3 separate regions of the Homo sapiens genome follow, and regions 1 and 2 are each linked to region 3. A link is a contact called in ENCODE Hi-C or POLR2A ChIA-PET data. All regions are on one chromosome and are shown on one strand. The core of a region is the stretch at or near the end of the contact, and the rest is flanking DNA. Distances in the headings are between cores, read along the strand shown.

Evidence for each region. A loop is a pair of places that touch in the nucleus more often than their neighbours do. ChIA-PET counts read pairs that join two places held with the same protein, here RNA polymerase II (POLR2A). Pooled maps may share reads with other maps.
Region 1: a loop to region 3 is called in a map of right cardiac atrium, with 7 times the contacts of the local background. The contact joins the promoter of CCND1 here to the promoter of PPP6R3 in region 3. A Hi-C loop is called at or near these places in 1 of 168 maps with a recorded cell type or tissue (right cardiac atrium) and 13 of 50 pooled maps. POLR2A ChIA-PET finds 5 or more read pairs at or near these places in 2 of 52 experiments (MCF 10A and activated B cell).
Region 2: a pooled map shows a loop between it and region 3 (31-fold over the local background). The contact joins the promoter of LTO1 here to the promoter of PPP6R3 in region 3. A Hi-C loop is called at or near these places in 2 of 37 single-sample maps with no recorded cell type and 15 of 50 pooled maps. POLR2A ChIA-PET finds 5 or more read pairs at or near these places in 1 of 52 experiments (activated CD8-positive, alpha-beta memory T cell).

Annotation. Positions count from the first base shown.
Region 1 is chr11:69,638,835-69,642,426 of GRCh38, reverse strand. It overlaps CCND1 (cyclin D1), which reads right to left and starts at 1,271. Exons shown (of 5, transcript NM_053056.3): 1 at 916-1,271. The coding sequence starts at 1,113. RefSeq lists enhancers at 298-1,000, 2,508-3,446, 3,447-3,592.
Region 2 is chr11:69,673,078-69,676,681 of GRCh38, reverse strand. It overlaps LTO1 (LTO1 maturation factor of ABCE1), which reads left to right and starts at 1,329. Exons shown (of 5, transcript NM_153451.3): 1 at 1,329-1,492; 2 at 3,361-3,466. The coding sequence starts at 1,443. RefSeq lists enhancers at 968-1,167, 1,037-1,537 and a silencer at 1,658-1,747.
Region 3 is chr11:68,459,481-68,462,883 of GRCh38, reverse strand. PPP6R3 (protein phosphatase 6 regulatory subunit 3) reads right to left here and starts at 2,132. Exons shown (of 24, transcript NM_001164161.2): 1 at 2,057-2,132. RefSeq lists silencers at 1,672-1,781, 1,832-1,881, 1,892-2,261, 2,572-2,721 and an enhancer at 2,402-2,461.

The DNA.
Region 1 (3,592 bases), core at 22-2,521, 1.2 Mb before region 3:
CTGGGCGCGGGCGGCGTTTCCCTCTCGCAAGGGCACCACGCCGCACTTTCAAAAATTATTTTAAAATACTTGCGGGCCCCTCAGGCGCCCACCGAAGGTCTGAAAATGTGCTCCCAGGCCCCCGGCTCGCTCGGAGAAGGTCCTCCAAGCCGATATCCCTGCAGACGGGGATCAAGCCCTGGCGTCTTGGGGGCCACGCGACCTTGCAGCTCGCCGTGCTCTCCGGCCCAGGCTGCCCGTTCGGGGCGCCCCGGGACTCGCTGCTTGAACAAAGGCCCCCCCTTCCCTAGCGGCGTCCCCCCAAAACTACCCATGCCGCGTCCCTGCGCCCCTCCCGCGGGCTCCCGGCAGCCGCGCGGCCCTTAGCTGCGGCCCCAGCGCCCGGCGGCCGCTCCCCGCCCCCACCCTGCCCCCAATTATTAATAAACACTTTTGCTTTGCAATAAAAGAGCAAAGATGGCGCATAATACTGGCACGAGCGGCCCTTGCATACGTGTCCATGGATATTAATTTAAAAATCAAATCTATGCCCCCTCCCCCCGGAGTTGGCGGCTCCCGGCCGCTGAGGCGCAGCCGGGCTGGGGCGCAGGCGGGGGACACAAAGCGCACCCAGCCTGCCAGCCCGCACCCTCGGGCCCATTGGGGTGCCCCTGGCACTGGCTTCTCCCGAAGGCACCCCTCCCGGACCCCCTTCTCCCCTCCCACGAAACGCTACTTCTAGCACCCCCACCCCCACCCCTTCCTCCTTCAGAAAATACCCGCAATTTTTATTTTGAAAATACGGATCCCTAGAAACACCACGGCAAACTTCAAAGTTCTAGCGGGAGAGAAGGGAGGGGGGTGAGTAGCAAAGAAACGTGGGTCTGGGCAACAAGTTGCAGGGAAGTCTTAAGAGAGCCGCCCGAAGCCCCGCACCTCCAGCATCCAGGTGGCGACGATCTTCCGCATGGACGGCAGGACCTCCTTCTGCACACATTTGAAGTAGGACACCGAGGGCGCGCAGGTCTCCTCCGCCTTCAGCATGGCCCGCAGCACCCGGTCGTTGAGGAGGTTGGCATCGGGGTACGCGCGGCGGATGGTTTCCACTTCGCAGCACAGGAGCTGGTGTTCCATGGCTGGGGCTCTTCCTGGGCAGCTGGGGAGGGCTGTGGGTCCTGGCTGGGTCCGCGCTCGGCTCTCGCTTCTGCTGCCCCGCGCTCCCTCGCGCTCTTCTGCCCCTCGCCGGAGCGTGCGGACTCTGCTGCTCGCTGCTACTGCGCCGACAGCCCTCTGGAGGCTCCAGGACTTTGCAACTTCAACAAAACTCCCCTGTAGTCCGTGTGACGTTACTGTTGTTAAGCAAAGATCAAAGCCCGGCAGAGAATGGGAGCGGGAGGGGGGCGGGGGCGGGCGCAGGGGGAGGGGGCGCGGGCGCCAAACGCCGGGAGCAGCGAGGGGCAGAGCCCAAAAGCCATCCCTGAGGCGCCGCGCCTGCCCTGCGGCGGAGTTGCCCCTGTAGTCCGGTTTTCATAGAAATGCAAATCGCCCCGCTGCAGCCTTTCTCCCCGCCAGGGAAGAGGGGTGCAGGGGGCCCCGTCCGCCTCGAGTGGGTCCCCCGGGATTTAGGGGGTGAGGTGGAGGTGGCTCTGCAGTAGGGGACAACTAGGAAGGCCGGCAGGCCACACGCAGCCTGGGGAGACCACGAGAAGGGGTGACTGGGGCGCGGCGACACCCCATATCCAAGCCGGCAGAATGGGCGCATTTCCAAGAACGCCACGAGGGCACCCACGGGCGGACAGACGGCCAAAGAATCTCAGCGACTGCATCTTCTTTCATTTTCATTAACACGTGTAAATTGCAAGAACTAATTTAGCATGCAAGGACGGGGAGGACCGGGCACACAACCCCTGTGCAAGTTTCATTCCGGCGCACAGGGGCGTCGTTGCAAATGCCCAAGGGGGTAACCCTAAAAGTTAAAGGGATTTCAGCTTAGCATGCGCTCGCTCAAAAAATAAAATAAAATAAATGCCCGAAAATTCCAGCAGCAGCCCAAGATGGTGGCCAGCATTTCCTTCATCTTGTCCTTCTAGCCTGGAGACTCTTCGGGCTGCCTTCCTACCTTGACCAGTCGGTCCTTGCGGGGGTCCCCAACTGCACCCCCTCCCTTCCCGTGCCGGCAATTTAACCGGGAGAAACACACCTCTGAATGGAAAGCTGAGAAACAGTGATCTCCATTCTGACTCATTTTTTTTAATTAAAAAAGAAATTAAATTGCTGGAAATATTAGTCCCCTCTGCCTGGGACAAGACCACCGAAGGTTCCTAATTGGTTTTGTTGGGGGTGTAGACGTCCCTTCACCTTTAGAATTTGCCCTGGGACTGAATTCGTGAGCGTGAGGGGGCTGGCAGGAGCCGGCATAATTCAGAACAATTATCAATTAAACAAACGAGTGTACTGATCTGATTTTTAGCAAAATCGATAGGTGTTCGTGGTTACATGAGAGGGTCCCCAATATTATCGCAAACTTAAGCAGATGTAAATTAAAATACACAGTTTTTAAAATTACAGGTTCTGTCTCTTTGGTGCATTAAAAAATAAAAGGACATTTTACTGTCTTAACTTTTGTTTTTATTTTTACAGTACCTGCCCCAAATTAAGAAAACTGTTCATTTACTTCCTTTTGAATATAGTTCAGTGTCATCAAACCACCGTACCCTCTTAACAGTAAAAGCTCAAAGAAAACTGATAGAAAAAGCCCTCTCCCCTTCGCCAGGGTGCTCACAGCAAGATGCGACCCCCCCCACCCCCACCTTTCAGGGTGAATTCCTCCCGCGCCCCCTCCCCCGCCGGGAATTAGGATTACTAATATTCCGGGTCCTGGGGGGGTAATTACCCCCGGATTCCGCATGGGGAGCGATGGGTTGCCCCAGCAGGGAGCACCTACGGTCGTGCCCCCCCCCACTCCCCGAGCACCCACAATCGCGTTGGCCCCCGCATAGCCAAGCCTCAGAGCATCAGCCCGCGCACAAGGGCGGCCCAGCTGCTTTTTCATTCATAAAATCCCGACCCGGCGGCCGCCTGGATGATTTATGGGGCCCGGAGCTATCACCCGGCCTCTCCCATCCCGTGGGGCGAGGGGCCCCGAGCCCCGCGTGCGCCCTGGCCCAGCCCGAGGCGCGAAGCGGGCCGAAGTCGGCTAGGGGCAGCAGGGCATAAAGAGGCTCGCCCACTCCGGCACAACCGGCTCTGGGTCCAGGAGGGAGCTTCACCCCCCCATCCCGGGCGCAAGACAGAGGAAACTGGAATTAGCATGAGCCAATGGGGGCGCGGCGCTGTTACTAGGCGGACCGGGCAGATCTCGACTAGGAACTTCGTTGATTTCCCGGCTCAGGGACGAGCGCAAAATTGCAAGCCCGGTTAGCGAGCGTAAAGAGCCGTCCAGGAACCCGCGGGGGAGGCGCTGGAATTTGGGGCCCGGCGCTGGAATTTGGGGCCCGGCGGGGAGCGCCAGCTGCCCAGCCCCCACCTGGGGGAACCCTGCTTGGCGGCCCCCGGGTCCCCCGAGGGGGCCAATACCTCTGGGCTTTTGAGGGTCATTGCTTCAAGAAGCGCA
Region 2 (3,604 bases), core at 80-2,579, 1.2 Mb before region 3:
ATTTTTTTCTAAAACATCTTAGTTATTTTTATTAGTTTATTCATACGGATGAAAAAGTTTAGGATTTTGACACATTTTACCAGATCTCATGGAATTTTCTTTGGTACTGCACTTGTTCAGTTCCCCAATCCTCAATCATGGTAGAGCTGTAGTTTTCCTTATATGGGTCCTGCTCAAATTGTTAGAAATTCTTATTTCTAAGAAATGTATTATGACTATCATAAGGCGATTTTCCCATCACCACCCCTGCTCAGGTTACTACCAATTATTGTTGGAATAACAGAAAGTGTTTTTTTCCCTATTCATCATACACATAGCTACTTGCTGCGATTATGGATTCTGAGAACGTCTTAGGTGACTATTTGGGTTTTCCACGTGGGCCATCATATCTGCAAATAGTAGTATTTCTGCCTTTTTTTTTTTTTTTTTTTTTTTTTGGTATTTCCACTTCTTGCTTCATGTTTTACTGCATTGGCCAGGGCTGGTAGAAAGATGTTCAGTGGTCACGTGAGGTTTTACTACTGACTTTATTAGGAATGCTTCTGGTGTTTCTCATCTGAGTTCCGTTGTCGCTTAGACTTTGAAATCCCTTTTTAAAAATCGTGTTCAGAAAGCACATCTCATGGAAATGACAAATATGAGAACTAAAACCGACAAATTTCTGCCCAAAATCCCACATGCAGAGCCTCCTGGCCTGGAGCCTCCTGAGGCGTCGGTTCTTTGATGACTTCCCATTTCTTTTCCCTTTTTTTTTTTTTTTTTGACGGAGTCTGGCTCTGTCGCCAGTCTGGAGTGCAGTGGTGCGATCTCGGCTCACTGCAACCTCCGCCTCCCAGCTTCCAGTGATTCTCCTGCCTCAGCCTCCCGAGTAGCTGGGATTACAGGCGCCTGCCACCATGCCCGGCTAATTTTTGTATTTTCAGTAAAGACGAGGTTTCACCATGTTGGCCAGGCTGGTCTCGAACTCCCGAACTCAGGTGATCCGCGCGCCTCGGCCTCCCAAAGTGCTGGGATGACAGGCGTGAGCCACCGCGCCAGCTGATGACTTCCCATTTCTTCCTTGGTTCTTTCGGAGCCACTTTGGGAAATTCGGTTCTATCTGCAGTGGTAAAATACAGGTCGGCTCTCCACGCGCGCGGCCAATGGACGCTCCCAGCGCGGACAGACAGGCCCTTTGCTGGAGCTGGGCAGGGCGAAAGGACCCCAGGGCGGGGCTTCAGTCGAGGCCGGCCCCGCCCACCGCTGCAGCCGCGCATGCGCCATGTACAGGCTGCTTTGGGCCCTCCCGCGTGCCGTTCTTACCCGGCCTGCCCCGCGCCGCCGCTTCCGGAAGTGGGTCTCGTCTCCTCCCAAGCGGAGCATTTGTGCCTGAAGCTGCCGGGTCTGCTACGGCACCGCGGGGCTGCAGAAACCCGGGGGCCAAGGGCGGGCTGCTTGCCGCTATGGCTGGCAGTCAGGACATATTCGATGCCATCGTGATGGCGGATGAGAGGTGGGTGGTGAGGCCGGGCCCGCACCCCGCCCTGTCTGGTCGTCTCCCAGCGGCTTCGCCGCCGGCTGCGGCCCAGGGCGGCTGCTGGAGCCTGGCGTCCCTTGGGCGTGCGCATTGGGGAGCGCCTGGTGGCCGTGGACGCAGGGACAAGTGTGGGCCTGATGCTCTGGTCCTCTTCTCCTGGCCCGCTCCGGCGGGGCACGTGCCCAGCTGCTCTTCCAGACCCGCCTTCCCTGTCAGGGCTGCCCCAAACATCTGCTCAGCCTGGTGGTTCCCCTCCTCCGAGGCCGCCTCGTCCTCTGGGAGGACAGACCTTTGCCATCTGGGAGCTGCCTTTTTTTCTGGTTCCTTAATCATAGGACATACGGCAGTATTCATGGATGTGCTGATAGATGTACCCGACCACACCCCTTTTCCCTCCAGAGCCCCTGGGGAGCCCCTCGTGCTGCGACAGTGGGGGAGCTGTGAGTTGCCTCCTGGCTGACTTCCAGTGCCCGGCCCAGAGGACGCGTCCATAGATGTTAGTTAAGAAAGCGGCCGAACATTTAGCAGTCAGGCGCTGACGTTTATTTAGCTCGCGCTGTGAGTCAGACACTGAGCTAAACGTTCCACCCTGGTTATCTACTTCAGCCCTACTTAGTAAGTGGATCCTATTATTCTTCGGAATTTACAGACTAGGAGGCACAGTCACTTTCCAGGGTCACACAACTATTAAGTGGGGAGCTATGCACCCTGCTTCATGGGGCGCTGCAGCCCACTCCTTGCATGTTTGGTGACTGCAGGTTAAGATAGTGGCAGTTCCACTGTTGGGCCTCAGGGTCAGTGCTACTCCGGGTACCAGTCGGAGAACATTTTGTGGTGATCTGATGCCATTTCTCTCTGTTGCCCTACCCATGTGATGTCAAACCCTGTGTATGTTGCAGTTTTTTGGAAGCGGTTGACTTGGGCTAGTGCTACTTGAACACTCACAGAACTTTGGCCCCCTAACTCTGGCTGCAAACCAGACTTATCTAGGAGACTTTGAAAAGTAGATTCCGGGCCAGATGCGGTGGCTGACGCCTGTAATCCCAGCACTTTGGGAGGCCGAGGCGGGCGGATCACGAGGTCAGGAGATCCAGACCATCCTAGCTAACATGGTGAAACCCCGTCTCTACTAAAAATACAAAAAATTAGCCGGATGTGGTGGTGGGCGCCTGTAGTCTCAGCTACTTGGGAGGCTGAGGCAGGAGAGCGTGAACCCGGGAAGCAGAGCTTGCAGTGAGCCGAGATCGCACCACTGCACTCCAGCCTGGGCGACAAAGCGAGACTCCATCTCAAGAAAAGAAAAGTGGATTGCAGGCCAGGTGCGGTGGCCCTCACTTGTAATCCCAACACTTGGAGCGGCCAAAGCTGGAGGATCGCTTGAGCCCAGGAGTTTGAGGCTATAGTGAGCTGTGATCATACCACTGCACTCCAGGCAGGGCAACAGAGACCCTGTCTCAAAAAAAAAAAAAAAAAAAAGGAAGAAAGAAAAGTAGATTCCAGGGCCTTGCTCCAGACGTACTGAATCTCTGGGGGTGAGGCTTTTGAGTTAATATCTTTGAATTTTCCTTGTGTGTTTCTAGTACCCTATCAGGTTTGGGAATCCCTAATTTAGCCCTTTGTTGTAGATGAAGAAACTGGGCTACAAGAGGTACAGTGACTTCCAGAGGCAAATAGGAAGTGGTAGATCTGGGACTGGAATCTGTGTCTTCTGACTTGAATTTTAGGCTTTTCCTCCTTTACTCTGGTTTGTCTTACTGGGTCCGGGTAATACAAGAGAGAGAAGTTTTTCTGGAGAAAGTATTCTTTCTCCTGTTGATTTGATGAAGCATGCTTCTTCTTCACAGGTTTCATGGGGAAGGGTATCGGGAAGGCTATGAAGAAGGCAGTAGTTTGGGTGTGATGGAGGGAAGGCAGCATGGCACGCTGCATGGAGCCAAAATCGGGTCTGAGGTAAGTGGGAACCCCCATCTGGAGATGAAGCCTCTTCATTTACAATTTATAATTTATTTCGATATTCAGTGTGATGGAGTAAGAATTGTCAGGCCTTTTAAAATCACAGTGCCGGATGGGCGCGGTGACTCACACCTG
Region 3 (3,403 bases), core at 883-3,382:
GCAAGATACTCATCTCTACTTAAGACTGAGTCCATCAAAACACACATCTCCAATACAGCAAACCAAGTCCCAAGTAAACACAACAATACCAGGGGAAGGTGCACGCAAGGTTTCGAGCACCATGGAGGAGAGTATCGGGCAAGCGGTAAAGGATTGTGAGTTTATTTCTGACTGAGTGCAGGCATTTTGTTCAATGTTCTAGACTCCCTGACCAGACATGCTGAAGTGGAGAATACCTTCCAAAGTATCCCTCCAGGACAAAAGCTATTTCCCAAACTATCTTTGCTGAAGAATACTGCAATCCACGGCACCCTTACAGTTTTCAGTAACAAGGAGGACTTACACTAAGAAACCCTAGTTACTGATTCGGGTGGCAGTCACCCAGAAACTAGTATCCAAAAGCACATGAGGAACAAAGCCCGACTTAAGCTTGTGATGGGCTTTTCTGTATTTAACCATCTCTTTAAACATTATGAGGCGCTACTACTCATTAATTACTCCGGTAAATGTTCCTAATTTAAGGAATGGTCAAAAACCCTGTCCTGAAAAAATTAAAATAACTTATAGTTTTACTTTTTCAGCCCAACTGAGTCTTACACAGAGCTTTCTAAAGGCAGTCACCAAGAGTCGGGACTCAAATGCTCATCTGACTTCCCAATAGTACCTAAACATTTAAAAATCAAATTTAAATTAAACAATAATAGCCATTAACTAGCCTAACCACTAATCAGCCACTGAGGTGACTGTATGTGCCAGGCACAGCTCTAGCTGTTTTACATGTATTAGGGCAATTATCCTGACAAACTTATGGCTGGGACACTTATTATTATTCCCATACTACAGAGAAAAAAAAAGAGAAGCTGGGTAACTTGCCCAAGGTCACAGAGCTAAAAAGTGGTCACTGACTCCACTCCACAGTGAGGAAAACCCAACCACCACCATAACTGGGTCTCATACACTTGCTACTTGAGGCACAGTTCGGTGGTTGGAAACCTGGAGTCCCTGTCCCCCTTGAAGCCTATCTGCAACATGACCTTGAGGACAAAATCAAAGTAAACGTCCCACGAATAAAGGACACCACCCCGTCAACAAGTGCTGCGAGGATGAAAGGGAACGCCTGTCAAGCACCCCCTCCCATAAAAGCAAAACAGACCCAAAGCCCCACAGAGAAAACGTGAAGTACCAGGAAAATGACATTAAGTCACGCGGTTGAAACGTCAGGGCACGGAGGTACATCCAAAGACCCATCCCGTTCACCTATAATTAAAAAGTCTAAATTGTGATCACAGCCAGCAGGACCTCAACAGGAAACACCTCCAAGTAAACAGTGAATGGGCTTCTTTAAGAGGGAGGGACTTCAAGCCACAAGAAGGACCACCCACCCCCCCCACCCCCGGCTCAAATACACCAGGGAGGCATTCGAGACAGTTTACATACAAGCCACCTCACAGGAGTTAAAAAGCCACTGGGAAGGGTACTGGGAGCCTCGGAACTGGCTGGTGTGGATCCCGATGACTCTGCGGCGAATTAACAGAAACCCACAAAACTTGTTTCCCGAAGAGCAGAGTCCAACAATGGTCTTCGCGACTCTTGACGGCGAGTTGCTGCCTCAACTTGACGCGCTCCCCGAGGCCCCCGGGAGGCCCAGCGGGAGCGGAGACCGGGCGCGGGCCGGGCGGGGGGCGAGACTGCGGGCCGCGGCCGGCGGGCGGGAAGGCTGGAGCCAGAGCCGGGTCAGGGGCGCGCCTCGCCCGCCCGCCGCGCCAGGCCGCGAACGTCAACGAGGCACAAAGTCGCCGCCCCGACCGCGTCCCGCTCCCGGCGCCCGTCCTGGCGGGGCCCCCGGCTAACAGGAGCGGACGGGGAGCGGCCGGGAAGGACTCGGCGCCGCGCCTCCCGGGCCCGCGGAGCGACGAATTCCGGGGGGGGAGGGGAGAGGGGCCGGGACGTTCCCTCCCTGAGCCGCTGAGGCCAGGTGGAGGGGCCCCGCGCCTGCCCGCGCGCCTCGCACACCCCGCGCCGCGGCCTGCTCCGGCGCCTCCCCTACCCCCATTACCTGGAGGTGCCCACGACCCGCCGCTAGTTGCGCTCAGGCGGGAAACGCGCTCACCGACACCATCAGCGAAGCGCCCAAAATGGCGGACGTATCAAGCAGGCCTTGAGTTCCCCCCCGCCCGCCCTCTGGCCGCCTCTCAGCCAATCGCGGCCCTGCCCCCGCCCCCAGCTCCAGGCTCATTGGCCCCTCTCTCCCGCCCCCTACTACCTATTGGATCGCCTAGCGGCTCCTTTGACTACATTCCGATTGGCCCGCAAGCCTCGTCAGTCAAGCGCGAGGGGCGCATTCTTTTCCCATGGACTTGACGGATCCGGAACCTCTAGGACCCCGGAGCCTGAGAAACAAATCAGAAACGGGGAGAAACCTGGCTGGGACCCCCTACGCCGTAGCAACAGCAGGTCCTCCGCTTGACGGACGCTTCGGACCACCAATCCGAGTGGCCAATGCTTTTTAAAACTAAATTGAGCCAAGCCCATCATGGCCGTGGAGCCGGAGCCGTGAGGGATCCAATAGGGTGGCGAGCTGGCCGGGCGGGGCGGGGGCGGCGGGGGACACCGGTGGTGACGTGAGCCACAATATGCGCCGGCTGCAAAGGTTAGGCCGGGCTAGGGAATCAGCTTAAGTGGAGGAGCGTTCGTTTAGTATGTGAGAGGTAACGGGATCGATGCCTGCATTCTCCACAGGGGAATTTTTATCAGAATGATTTCCCATTGCGATCTCTTTACCTGAAAGAGGTGGCTGTCCTCGTAGCGGGGTCAAGGTGAGGGATCGCGGAATATCCCTACCTGTGACGCACCGCCAAGAGATAAGTGCCCTTGTCCTGGGAGAAGGACTTAGACGAGAACTTTTGGGGTTTGGTTTTGTTTGAGACGGAGTTTCCCTGTTGTCCCCCAGGCTGGAGTGCAGTGGTGCGACCTCAGCTCATTGCAACCTCCGCCTCCCAGGTTCAAGCAGTTCTGTCTCAGCCTCCCGTGTAGCTGGGATTACAAGTGCACGCCACCATGCCCGGCTAATTTTTGTATTTTTAGAAGAGACGGGTGTTTCACCATGTTGGCCAGGCTGGTCTCGAACTCCTGACCTCAGGTGATCCGCCCACCTCAGCCTCCCAAAGTGCAGGGGTTATAGGGGTGAGCCACCGCGCCTGGCCTGGGGTCTTTTTTGAGACAAGGTCTTGCTCTGTTGTCCAGGCTGGAGTGCAGTGGGGTGATCATGACTCACTGCAGCCTCCACCTCCTGGGCTCAAGCAGTCCCCCCACCTCAGCCTCCCGAGTAGCTGGGACCATAGGCACGCACCACTGGGCCCCGCTAATTTAATTTTTTTGTAGAGACAGGGTTTCCCTGTGCACA